Regions from separate parts of the Homo sapiens genome. Here region 2 is linked to region 1. A link is a contact called in ENCODE Hi-C or POLR2A ChIA-PET data. All regions are on one chromosome and are shown on one strand. The core of a region is the stretch at or near the end of the contact, and the rest is flanking DNA. Distances in the headings are between cores, read along the strand shown. Region 1 overlaps RNGTT (RNA guanylyltransferase and 5'-phosphatase). Region 2 overlaps RNGTT (RNA guanylyltransferase and 5'-phosphatase).

Region 1 (6,720 bases), core at 1,171-3,670:
CTTTCAAGGTCTCATTAACTCAAACTAGGATAACAGTTGATTAGAAGACCTGATGGGGTCCTGTTTTAGTAAATAATAATATGTAATTGGCTGAGGATGATTATTGTCATAGTAACAAATTAGATCTAAAATTAAACTCCTCTCCCTTATACCGGTCATTCTTTTGATCCGACCATTATTGGAAACTGTTTTTAGTTTGTATACATGTGGGAGATATTATTTTTATTAGTTAAATATATTTTACCACCTAACCAAATGAGTAACTTGTAGTGCATCTATCTTGGGACTATAACTGGTGTGATCAATGAAGAATGATGTATTGTTCTTAAATACGGAAATACGTTTAGGTTAGTAGTGGCAGGTACGTGCATTTTCTGGAAAGCTCTGTTTACCAGATTTTTAGTGGCCAAGGAGATACACAGATAGTTAATAGTACTGCTTAATTGTTACAGTCAGATTGAGTAACATAATTTATAGCAATTCTGAAACTGAGAACACAAGAATGATAAGCTATATGATAAAGACCACAGTTGCTAGTCAGCAAAAGTGCAGACTACACATTGTTGACTAGCAAGCCATTCTTGTAAAGTACATATGATAAAATTTTCTTGACAGCTGTTTTCAAAGTCAGCCTTCCTATGTCATCATGGTTCCTTTAGTAAATTTACTTCTAAGGTTTTTTTTTTTTAATTAAGCAGTGTTTCTTGCTGAAAGAAATCAAAGAAGATACAAATAAATAGAAAGACATTGGTGCTTGTGGATTGGAAGACTTAATATTGTTAAAACATCTATACTACTAAAATGCATTCCACCCCTATCAAAATCCCAATAGTATTTTTTGCAGAAATTAAAAAACTATCTTAAAATTCATACAGAATCTCAATAGACCCCAAAAGGCCAAAACAATCTTGAGAAAGAACAAAGTTGGAGGCCTCACACTTCCTGATTTCAAAACATACTTCAAAGCATCTAATTTAGATGGCATACTTAATTACTGGCATAAAGATAGAGATACAAATCAATGGAGCAGAATAGAGAGCCCAGAAATAAATCATTGCATATATGGCCAAATGATTTGCCACAAGGGCGCCAATACTACACAATGGGAAGGGACAATCAATATCTTCAACTAACAGTGTTGGGAAAGCAATATCCACATGCAAAAGAATGAAGTTGAACCCCTACCTTACACCATATACAAAAATTAACACAAAAATAAAGACCAAAACATAAGACCTTAAACTATTAAACTTGTAAAAGATAACATAGGAGAAATCTTTTTTTTGGAGATGGAGTCTCCCTCTCTTGCCCAGGCTGGAGTGCAGTGGCACGATCTCAGCTCACTGCAAGCTCCGCCTCCCAGGTTCATGCCATTATCCTGCCTCAGCCTCCCGAGTAGCTGGGACTGCAGGCACCTGCCACCACGCCCGGCTAATCTTTTTGTATTTTTAGTAGAGACAGGGTTTCACTGTGTTAGCCAGGATGGTCTCGATCTGACCTCATGATCTGCCCACCTCGGCCTCCCAAAGTGCTGGGATTACAGGCGTGAGCCACTGTGCCCGGCCAGGACAAATCTTTAGGACATTGGATTAGGCAATGATTTCTTGTGTGCAACACCAAAATCATAGGCAACAAAATAAAAAATAGACAAAGAGGACTACATCAAAGTTAAAAACTTATGTACATCAAAGGAATCAATCAGCAGTGTGAAAAGGCAGCCTACAGAATGGGAGAAAATAATTGCAAATTGTACATCTGATAAGAAGTTAATGTCCAGAATATATAAGGAACTCCTACATCTCAACAACAATAAACAACCCAATTAAAAAAATTGACAAAGTTTCTTGTATACTGAAGAAAGTATACTGAAGAAAGTATACAGCCAATAAGCACATGGAAAGATTCTCAGTCATTAGTGAAATGCAAATCAAGACCACAATGAGATAGCACCTGACACCATCAGGATGGCCACTATGAAAGAACAAAAAGTTTAAATTAGAGCACAGTAAACAATGGGCGTCAATTTTTTTTAAAAAAAAAAGGAACAAAAACTAACAGGTGTTAAGGATGTGACATTGGAACCCTTGCATACTGTTAGTGAGAATGTAAATTGATGCAGCCATTATGGAAAACAAAGGGGTCCTCAAAAGATTAAAAATAAAATTATGATCCAGTGATACTGCCTCTGGGTGTATAGCCAAAATAATTTAAAACCGGATCTCAAAGAGATATTTTCACACCCACGTTCTTTGCAACATTATCCAAAATAGCCAAGAGGTAGAAGCAGCCCACGTGTCCATTGACAGATGAATGGCTAAAGAAAATGTGGTGTATACATACAGTGGAATATTATTCTACCTTTAAAAAGAAAGAATTTCTGTCACATGCTACAACATGAATAAACCTCAAGGACATTATGCTAAGTGAAACAAGCCAATCACAAAAGGACAAATAGTGTGTGATTCTGTTAATACTCGTATGAAGTATCTAAAGTAGTCAAAATCATAGAAACAGAAAGTAGAAAGGCAGTTATCAAGGTCTGGGTAGAGGGGAAGGGGGGCAATTAGTGTTTAGGGAGTATAGCATTTCAGTGTTGCAAGATGGAAAAGTTCTAGACATACACTTAGCATTGCTGAACTGTACACTTAAAAATGGTTAAGATGGAAAATTCAATGTTTTTTTACCACAGATTTTAAAAAGCAATGTTTCATTGCCTAATTTTATATTTGGTTAACAATTTTACTGATTGTTCTATGTCCCAGGCACTTTCAATTATTATTCTTTCAGTGACCCAGTAAATTAGGAACTTGTTCCCCATTTTAGAAATTAGGAAATAGACACTGAAAGGTTTAGAAACTTATTTCTGTTAGACCTTACATGTGGTATAGCAAAACTGTGTTTACCTAACTGAATGAGTTGTCCAATACTTGCATATACACAGTGTTTCCAAAATAAAAGAATGGGTCCCTAGAAAGCAAGGCAAGAGAATTGAGACTAAAATAATGAATATTTGAGGATAAATTTGGCAAGTTTGCTACTTGGAATATCACTTTTTTGGGCATGTCTAGTTCCAAAACCACTGAGTGTATTGCACCTGTTGGATTTGTTGAAAATGCAGATGGTACAATCAAATGTAAAGGGAAAGGAATATAGTTTGAAAGTTTTTATGAAGACATGTGCTGCCTAATCTGCGAATTGAAAGCATCTTTTAAAAACTTACTTCTCGTCATATTCCTAGGTGGTAGTGAATATGTGGGTAGAAAAATGAGAATGTTTCAGATAATGCTAATGAAGTTAAATGATTGCAGTCTACCATATTGTGAGGAAAAGTTGTTAGCCATGAAAGATGAGGACAGAATTAAAATATTACCATGACTGGCATTTGATTTGAAAACTACAAAGATAAGCTTAGGTTCCTATTTATGAAAACCATTCTCACAGCCCAGTGAAATATCTTTTAAAAGGTTCGTAGTTACCATGGATACTTGTTAGCTTTGATAGAGTATCCATATTCAGTCATCTGAGGTGAAGAAGCCAAAAAACCCATCAACTAATGTCACAAATAGCTTCATCTGTAAATTTGTACTAGTTTGGGGATGGAAAGGCTAAGTTTCCTGAAGATTAGATTGTTGGTTAATTGTCACTGCTTGGAAAGCAAAATATTTAGGATGTACATTGCCTGAATTTGATCCTAGTATTCACTATTGATATGTAACTTTTTCATTTAACTAGTACACGGCATTTCTTAGATTTTAACATAGGAATTTAGATGGTTAGACCTTTCTGAAAGTTGATGAAACCTAGGCAGTATACTCAATTTCTGAAAGCCGTAGAGACACAGACAATATTGAAGGTATTGGTCCCCATGGTAACATATTTGCATTTGGCCCAGCATGGCTGGTTTCTGCCTAGCTTCTTTTAATTGCTATATATTGACAGCCATTTTCACAATTATTTATAAAATGTCGGATAAGTGAGCATGTGTACAAGGGAGTGCACACCATACCTTAAGCTTGATTAGATACTTCAGATGACAAAGAGCTCTCTGCATGAAGAGTTACTGAGGTATTTTTATCATTTCCTAATGTGCCTGTCACATAGTAGAAGCAAAAAGCCTTTCAAGTTATTTAAATATTTTCCTCAATTCTCTTTCAAAACAGGTGACAAAAGAGCTGAAACAGTATGACAACAAAATTATAGAATGCAAATTTGAGAACAACAGCTGGGTCTTCATGAGACAGAGAACAGACAAAAGTTTTCCTAATGCCTACAACACTGCCATGGGTGAGTATGACAACTTACCAGTGCTTATTATATTTAAAACAAAAATTAAGGTGTTAGACCCAAAGTGTGCTGCCTTTGTTGTTTTGCTTAATGGGGCATAGTCATTTGGACTTCATCCTTGTTTGATGGGAAAGATACGTCAAGTCTGTATTCTGTTTGGCTCCAGTTGGCTTGTAGGTTCTACTCTCTAAACTGGTGATCTTGTGCCCATGCACCCAAAAGAGAAGTTTAAAGGGCAGGATACTGGGCTGTATACAAGTTGAATTTATTGAACAACAACAACAACAGAAACCATGATAATTTCAGATCTATTCAAAACTATAAAAACCATTGTTTGCCAGATGGTAAAAGACAAAATTATCAGGGGAAAATGTAATTTCCAGCTCTTAAAATAGCTTTATAAACAATGGAGAACAAAGTAAACGAAAACCATTTAAAAAGACAAAATCTGCTATGCTATTCTTCAGAGTGTTCTTTGGGTACAATATGAATGCTTTGGGAATTCAGAATAGTAAGTTTCTTTCATGGGGAACAACACAAATTAATTGAAGTTTATAAGGTATACCACTACCAGTAGCAGTTGTTGTTCTGGATTGCATTTTTAGTGGAGTTGAAAAAAGGTAAAAACCAAGATAACAGGTTAATCAAACTTTACTTTTAGAATGTGCAGTTGATGAGGAGGATGATGATGATGATATGATAAGCTAATGAGAAAATATTGAAATTGCCAATTTCAGCTTTGCAGTTTAAAAGTTACTGTTGTACATTTAGGAGTTCTCATTGGAACTAGCATCCATGTTCAGACAAGATGAGTTAATTTCAAAAGTCAGGATGATTAAGCCAATGTCTTTTCTTCTAAGACCAAATAGGTAAATAAAATGAAAAGGACTGGCACTAAATTTTGATAAGAGAAGATAATATGGTCTGCTAGCTACAATGAAACCACCTATTCAACAGGAATGGTGGCTGGTGCCATGTTTTATGTTTCGTAGAGTAGACTTCTTTCTGAGAGAAAGATTGAAGGACTATAGTGCACGTTTTCTGTAGAAGTTTTAGTTGAATACAGACTATGGTGCAATGTGTTGTGTTAGATTAAAATCCCATAAAAACTGGTTTGGGAGGGATAGAAAACCGTGGGGAAGACATGCTTATAGCCCAAACATTTAAAGTTTTGGTTTAAAATTAATACTGCAGTAAAGAGTAGCCATTAGACAAGCACATATTTTGGGTGTAGGGTAGGGAGGAGATAGTTCAATGTGAAGCACATCACTCAAATGGGTAAAATGGAAAGTATTTAGTATATTGGGATGAAAACCTTTCTCATAAGCCTGTGGTGAGTCAGCTGCCTTAATTAACCCTCACATGAGACCTGTCTCCCTTTGTCCACAGCTGTGTGTAACAGCATCTCAAACCCTGTCACCAAGGAGATGCTGTTTGAGTTCATCGACAGATGTACTGCAGCTTCTCAAGGACAGAAGCGAAAACATCATCTGGACCCTGACACGGAGCTCATGCCACCACCACCTCCCAAAAGACCACGCCCTTTAACCTAAGACCTGCCTGTGACTTGAGGGTTAAGAAGAAAGAGGAATGAGGAAAAAACGCTGTTGCCCATTTTTGTAGCCAGAGAAATTGAAAAACGACTGTGGCTTGATGTTGATACACATTTGAATTTTTTTTAAAAAAAGAAAGTTATCGTAGCCAGCCTGTAAATACTTGATGCATTCGTTTCCTCAGTGCTGCAATACATCGTGGACTTAAACATCTTATTTATCTGATAAACTCAGCCTTACCTTGTGGAATCTGAAGATTGAAATATCCAAAGGTTTAAACAAGATGGAAATCAATGAAAAAGAGGCCTTGTTTATATATGGGTAGCTTCACATTTAATTTATAAAGTTAACAATCTGGAAACTGTGAGCCCATAAAACAGTATTTTTTAGAAGTTGTGTTACAACTGTAGCAAATTTTCCTTTTAAAAAATCCAGGCAATGGCATTAAACATTCTTGCTATCATTTACCATGGATTTCCTACATTTCTGAGATCCCTGTATTCAAAAACAAATGACAGGGTTGTTAAGTTGTACTATATTAAACAACTTGGTCTGGTTTATATCATTTTAACAAGTTTTTTGGAAATGTAAAAGAAAAAAGTAAAGCTCCATTTTTGTGAATTGCATTGTTTCTAAAGGAAGTATTTTGAGTATTTTCATCTGTTTGTATTGTTTCGACTATGATATCAGATATCCAGTGTGTCCATTCTGGCAGTGGTTTTGAGTTACTTCATGGAACTTGGACATACACCACCAGGTCCTTTATGTGTTGTTCTCCTGGGAGACTTCTTTTTTTAAATGCCAGGGCTACTTCTGCTTTACCTCAGTGGTATCAGCACATTGTAAATTACGTTAAAACACACAACTCACTGTGATCTATGGG
Region 2 (6,720 bases), core at 2,022-4,521, 150 kb before region 1:
TCTGCCTCCTGGGTTCAGGCCATTCTCCTGCCTCAGCCTCCCTAGTAGCTTTGACTACAGGCGCCTGCCACCATGCCCGGCTAATTTTTTGTATTTTTAGTAGAGACGGGGTTTCACCGTGTTAGCCAGGATGGTCTCGATCTCCTGACCTGATGATCCACCTGCCTTGGCCTCCCAAAGTGCTGGGATTACAGGTGTGAGCCACCGCACCTGGCCCAAAATGTAATTTTTTACCTATCACATTGGAAATAATAACATTGTCCCTTTTGGTTAGAATGTGAGCAAATAGGTACTCTCCTAAACTGTTTGGTAGGAACAGAAGTTGGTACAACTCTTTCAATGGGCATTAAGGTAGTATATGTCCTGAGAAAATATGCTCCAATTTTGTGAAAGGAGAGATGTTGTTTGTCTTCTACATAGTTGTATTCTTAGTACATAGCATGGTGACTTGTTTATAGTAGGCACTCCAGAAATATTCAGTGATGGAATGTATATACAAACAAATAAGAATATGTAAAAGTATGTGTATAATAATTTTATTGAAGCATCATTACAATAGTGAGAAACTGGAAATATTCAATGTCTTTTTCACTGTAAAAGTCTTTTGTAAAATATAGTTGTATACATGTGTCTTCCTGTATGTGTTTCCAGGAAAGTTGCTAATAGTATTCTAAAAATCTCTAATAGTATCTTTTAGAAATTGGTCTAGTCTGTTGAGATACAAGATTTCCTAGAGCTTTGAGGTTGAACTCAGACCTAGCATCTACATTTGTTGTTTGATTTTACATTCACACATAGTTGTGTGATGTTAATAGACATACCAGTTTGGATTTAATTAAAAACAGAAACACAGCAAATATTTTAACAGAATGAATTTAGTTGAAGAATTGTCTGTTACGAAAGAACTGAAGAGATGAAAAAGTCTTGCAGAGGAAGCAAGCACTGCAGGAAGCGTCTACCATGCAGCGAACTGGGGTAATGAAGAAATGAGGGTAGATTATTAAAATTTAGAAGATTGGAGGAGGCCTTATAGGGTTCATAAGAAGCCAGTTGCTGCCCAGCTGTCATTCTTGCCACAAGATCTTGGAGGAAGGATTCAGAGGCTCCAGACAATTGATATACTGGGTTATAAGGCCCAAGTGGCAGAGCAGCTTATACTATAGCATGAACTTGCTGCAGAGCCATCTTTTGTTCTGATTTCAACTTAAAAATGGTAGCCTAACAGGTTCCTTGGTCAATGAGTTGGAGTACTGCTTCAAAATCCACAGTGATTGTTAATCTTTGTAACGTCCTTTTTAGTATCCACTGATAGTGCAAGTAGAGTAACTTGTCTCTGACACCTTGGAGAAGCTATCCTGATAGGCTTCCAACCATTGGACCCCTAGAAATCTTACTTAGGCAATGGGCTCTTAATTTTTGTGGGTTTTATGTCTTCTGTCTTACATGTGTCTTAGCAAGATGTCTAAAGAACTTTATACTTCCTCTTTATCACTCTTAATAAGTACAAAATCATCAGCATTGTTGATCAGTGATTTGTTCTGTGTAGTGTCAGAGTGACCACTGTCTCTGAAAAAAATTAGAAAGACGATAACAAGTGAGAGACAGAAATTGGAGTCCTTACACATGGATGTTGAGATTGTAAGTTGGTGCAGCCAGTGTGGCAAACAGTTACATAGTTCCTCAAAATGTTTAAGATAGACTTACCATGTGACTCAGCAATTCCACTCTCAAGTATATACCCAAGAGAAATGAAAACATATGCCCACACAAAACTTGTACGTAAATCTTCTTATCAGCATTATTCATAATAGCCAAAGGGTGGAAACAACCCCAAATATTTATCAACTGACACATGGATAAATACGCAAACAAAATAACTCTTCCACCAGGCACAGTGCCTCACTCCTGTAGTCCCAGCACTTTGAGATGTCTGAGGTGGGCATAGTGCTTGAGTCCAGGAGTTTGAGACCAGCCTGGGCAACCTGGTGAAACCCCATTTCTAACAAGAAATACAAAAAAAAAAAAAAAAAAAAAAAAAAGCTGGCCATGATGGCACATGCCTGTAGTCCCAGCTACTTGGAGGCTAAGGTGGGAGGAACACCTGAGCCTGGGGAGGTTGGGGCTACAGTGAGCTGTGGTGGGGCCACTGCACTCCAGCCTGAGTGACAGAGTGAGACCCTTCCTTAAAAAAAAGGAAAAAGAAAATACCTTTCATTTAGACGACTGTAGTGGATCCTCTTAAGCAAAGAGACTCTGGATATTATGCCAGCTGGATTTCAATTCAAGCTCTGCCACTCTTTACTCAGGTTCTCTCTCTGTTGCTTGTGTTTCTGTAACTTCATTATGTGGATAATAGTGCCTACCTCGTGTGGGACTTTAATGACATAATACATGTAAGTCCTTTAAACTACTGCATGTTACATAATAAATACTAAATATATATTTACTATTTTTTAAAAAGACCACTGTCTCTGTAGATTCTACTGTGGCAGAGAGCAGAAAAGCAGTATGCTGTGGCTGCAAGATATACTATTGGTCATTCTAGGCAAAGGCAGATGTCTTCTGATAGTACCACAGATTGGTACAGAGAAAAAAGTATTTGCCAACTTGTATATAAGATTTTAGAGGCTACATTGATTGGTTTCGTTAAAGACAGCACATCTGAAATGGCAGCTGCACTTGGTTTAACATGATTAAATTTATGATAATCAAAAATCATTCTAAATCTCTGATGGTGGTACTAATTTTTGTATTTCCCTTGGAGATATGTTACTGCTTTTGGTTTATTTCCCTGGTAGGGAAGGCTGGTTGAAGGGGCTTTTATTTGGCCTTTCCTAGCATAATGACCCTTATTCCGTGGGTCAGACAGCCAATGTGGAAATTCGTTTTCCAAGTATTTCTCTTCCAGTTATACATCCAGTAACTGGAAAATAACCGCAGGTTGTATTTGTGGACATACCGTCACACTTAGATTTAAACTTGAGCCAGTAATCCATTTATCACCTGATTACCCTAAGCTCTCCATTTAACTTACGGACTGCAGTGGCATTTTGGGTTCCTGGCAATTCGTGTCTGTTTAAAGTAAGTGTCTGGTAATCCCCTAGTGGTCTGGGTGTTCTTTCTTTTGGATTATAATTTTTTTATTAGATTTTTCTTTTGAAAGAAAGAACATCCGTACCACTAGGGGGTTACCAGACACTTACTTTAAACAGACACGACCACTAGGGGATTACCCATCGGGGATTACCAGAACAATCACTTTAGCAAATGCTGCTCATCCTTTGAAAAACTGTTGGAAGATTTACAGCAAGGGTCAGCACTTTTTTTCTATGAAAGGCCAGATAGTCAATATTTTAGGGTTTGTTGCCTATGTATCTCAACTACTCAAGTCTACCATTGTGGTGCTAAATCAAAGCTAGACAATATGTGTATGAGTGAGCATGACTGTGTCACAGTGAAACTTTATTTACAAAAACAGGTGTGAGGCCAGATGTGGCCTGTAGACTATAGTTTGCCAACTGTGGATTTACAGTACTGTACATGGTTGTAGTAGTATTGCAATACCTTCTTTAAGGGGATCTGGCCTCCCACTTGTATTGGGAGGCTTAGGTATTTTTGTTGTTGTTTGTTTGTTTTGAGATAGAGACTTACTCTGTTGCCCAGGCTGGAGTGCAGTGGTGCAATCTCAGCTCACTGTACCGTCCACCTCCCGGGTTCAAGCGATTCTCCTGCTTCAGCCTCCAGAGTAGCTGGGATTACAGGTGCCTGCCACCATGCTGGGCTGATTTTTTATAATTTTAATAGGGGTGGGGTTTCACAGTGTTGGCCAGGCTGGTCGCAAACTCCTGACCTCAAGTGATCCACGTGCCTCGGCCTCCCAAAGTGCTGGGATTACAGGTGTGAGCCAACATGCCTGGCCAGAAGGTTCTGGTTTGTTAACCAGGTAAGGTCTGCACATTTAAAACTGAGAAATGCTAGCTTCCTAGCAAGCAGAATGGAATATATAGAATTGACTGCATGGTCTCCTTTACTTCCTATCGGAAAAGTCTTTTTACTCTGCTGACTAGAGTGTATGTGTGTGTGTGTGTGTGTGTGTGTGTGTGTGTGTATTTCTTTTGCTTCAATTCATTAAAAAAAAAAATAGAATGAGCTGGGTTTGGAAGCTGAGGCAGGAGGATTGCTTGAGCCCTAGGAGTTTGAATCCAGCCTGTGCAATACAGCAAGATCTCATCTCTGGGAAAAAAAAAAAAAAATCGTTTTCTCATGCTTATTTGAATTAGTGTTACTCTTTTTGAGAAGGAAATTGTGGTGGTAAAATATTTTTCTGAATGTTGAAGAACTGTTCTTATATAAGGAAGGATTAAGTATGGGGGAAAAAGTCTTACTACTTTGCTGAGCAGCATTTTTCTGTTTTCTACCCTCTGCCTCTTTCACAAAATGAAATGTTTAATTCTTTCATTTATATTTTATTTAAAAATTATTTTAAAGAAATAGACATAAAACACTAATGTAATCACTATTATTATAGTATGCTTAATGACTAAGCTATTTGGTATGTAGCTGGTTGTATTTTTTTATGTATAATATAGCTATTTTTATTATTTAGCAAATGACCCATAGTAACTGCTTTCTTATTTGAAAATATTCTCATCACCCAAACATATTTTAAGACAAATGCTTCGTTGGCTTTCAGTCTTTGAATGGTTACTACTGTTAACATTCTTGATTATGTTTTACTTCCAGTGTGCCTAGGAGAGGCAAGGAGGAGCTGTGACTGAACTCTTTTCAGTTCCTTTGCCTGGTTATCTCTTGGGTATTAGTAACTCTTGTTTCCTCTGTTATTTCATCCTTCCTGCATTCAGCAGAAAATCTTTCCCAGGCCGCTTACCAAAAACCAACATCATAATCAAAGTGTCTACAAGTAACTAGTAGGAGAAAAGGAGCATGTGGCTTTAAAACATCTACTTATGACCTCACTGGAGTCAAATTACTTATTTTTACTTGTTAATTTACTAAATAGAAGTATATATCACCTTTGTTTTATAATTTGATTCTTTGGAATTTAATTTTCATATTCATTTTAACACTATTCTTTACATTAGTACCTTTCGCTTATGTGATTTTTCTCAATTAATATATATTTTCATTAATTGCAATTTCTCTAAGTTACCTTTTATGTTATAAAAAGCTTGTTACCTGGTGGATATTATATAGATTAAATATTAGTTAAATTCCTACTTTGAATCACATTGAAGTTGGTGGGGGGGAAAATGAAGTAACTTAGGAACATAGGATTTGAATGCAGACCCTCATGAGAGATGAGATGGGAAGAACTGCAAACAAATCTTGAACTCCTTTTTTATTAGGTTTGTTTTTTGCTGTAATTATGGTTGTGAAACGCCAAACTACTTTAGAAGTGTTGTAGGATTGAGCAAATGGGTACTGATGTTGGGAGTCAGGGTTCTCAGTGAGGAAGGAGAAAGATACAAATATGAAATGGAGGAAGGCAGTGAAGAACTCTGTGAGATGGATTAGAATTTTTAAAATATTTGAATATATATGTTCACATGTATGTGCATGTATATGAATACATATACATGATTGTGTTTGTGTATGTAATATGTGATACACATAAACTCATTTCCTAGCTCTGTCCACTGACAGGACCTATAAGCAGAGGCACCCTGGTAATAATAAGCATATCCAGCACGAAGATTTTGGTGTCTAACACCATTCCTCACCAAAAAGAACCAGAGATCTTCAGAGAAATGTCTTATTCTAGAGCCGGGTAGGGAGGATGCAGGATAGGCATAGAATACCTTCTTATGCCAGAAAGTAAGAAAGTACATCCCCAACCCAACAAAAACAATGTATGTCGAAAGGATGCAGGAGCCAACTTGAAGGTGCTCCCACTGGCCAGATCTGGGATATAGTGTGGACACCAGAAGGACAGTAATGAATTATGAACTTTGCTAAAAATAGGAATCTATGAGTCCATACTGCCATACTGGTAATAAATGAGCAGAAGAGATGGTTTAGCTTTTAGCAGAATGCTGATTGGTAAATGTTCTGAGTCCTGGATTTGGAAAATTATTTTGCCACCACCATAGTAAAGATCAGCTCTAGTGAGAATAATCAATGGAGTTAATGGGTGAAGCACACCAACATGGCACATGTATACATATGTAACAAACCTGCACATTGTGCACATGTACCCCAGAACTTAAAGTATAATAAAAAAATAAATAAATAAAATACAGCAAAAATAAATAAAAAAGAATAATCAATGGATGCTAAGTCTGGGAGGGAAATTTTTATAAGATATTTTCATGGTTGTAAATGTCTTTCTGTGGATTGCTTATAACTTGCAAGGGCAAAATAATAGACTAGAGAGTTGAGAAATTGGACAACCCCTTACTAGCTTATCAGAGTTAACATCAGCAGTGAGGATAAAATGAACATTATGTACTAGTTCAGTACTATACCTAGCATTCTGACTATGGGTATCTAGCTCTAATCTGATAATGAGGAAGCATTAAACAAATCCCAAATGTGGAACATTCTGTGTTTTTTAAAGGGTCTCTGTATTATTCAAATATGTCAGTTTCATCAAACAAAATCTGAGGAATTTTTACTTAAAATATACATAATTTCAGATGGTCAAAAACTACCTGGAGCAATAGACACCTTTCGACGAAAGTATAATAGCTCTGAGGCTTG

The links. Hi-C counts contacts between places; a loop is a spot of excess contacts on that map. ChIA-PET counts read pairs that join two places held with the same protein, here RNA polymerase II (POLR2A). Pooled maps may share reads with other maps.
Region 2: a map with no recorded cell type shows a loop between it and region 1 (7-fold over the local background). The contact joins two enhancer-like sites. A Hi-C loop is called at or near these places in 1 of 168 maps with a recorded cell type or tissue (B cell), 13 of 37 single-sample maps with no recorded cell type and 4 of 50 pooled maps. POLR2A ChIA-PET finds 5 or more read pairs at or near these places in 2 of 52 experiments (OCI-LY7 and activated CD4-positive, alpha-beta T cell).

Annotation. Positions count from the first base shown.
Region 1 is chr6:88,611,836-88,618,555 of GRCh38, reverse strand. RNGTT (RNA guanylyltransferase and 5'-phosphatase) reads left to right here. Exons shown (of 16, transcript NM_003800.5): 15 at 4,161-4,284; 16 at 5,674-6,720. The coding sequence ends at 5,837. Among named protein-coding and RNA genes, the nearest start is that of RNGTT, 350 kb to the left of the region's middle. Within about 2 kb of position 2,420, at least 3 of the 41 ENCODE cell types and tissues checked have a DNase peak (open chromatin) inside an H3K27ac peak, as active enhancers do; they include B cell and OCI-LY7, where a contact is called at or near this core.
Region 2 is chr6:88,758,407-88,765,126 of GRCh38, reverse strand. All of the region lies in intron 13 of RNGTT (RNA guanylyltransferase and 5'-phosphatase), which reads left to right. Among named protein-coding and RNA genes, the nearest start is that of RNGTT, 200 kb to the left of the region's middle. Within about 2 kb of position 3,271, at least 3 of the 41 ENCODE cell types and tissues checked have a DNase peak (open chromatin) inside an H3K27ac peak, as active enhancers do; they include B cell and OCI-LY7, where a contact is called at or near this core.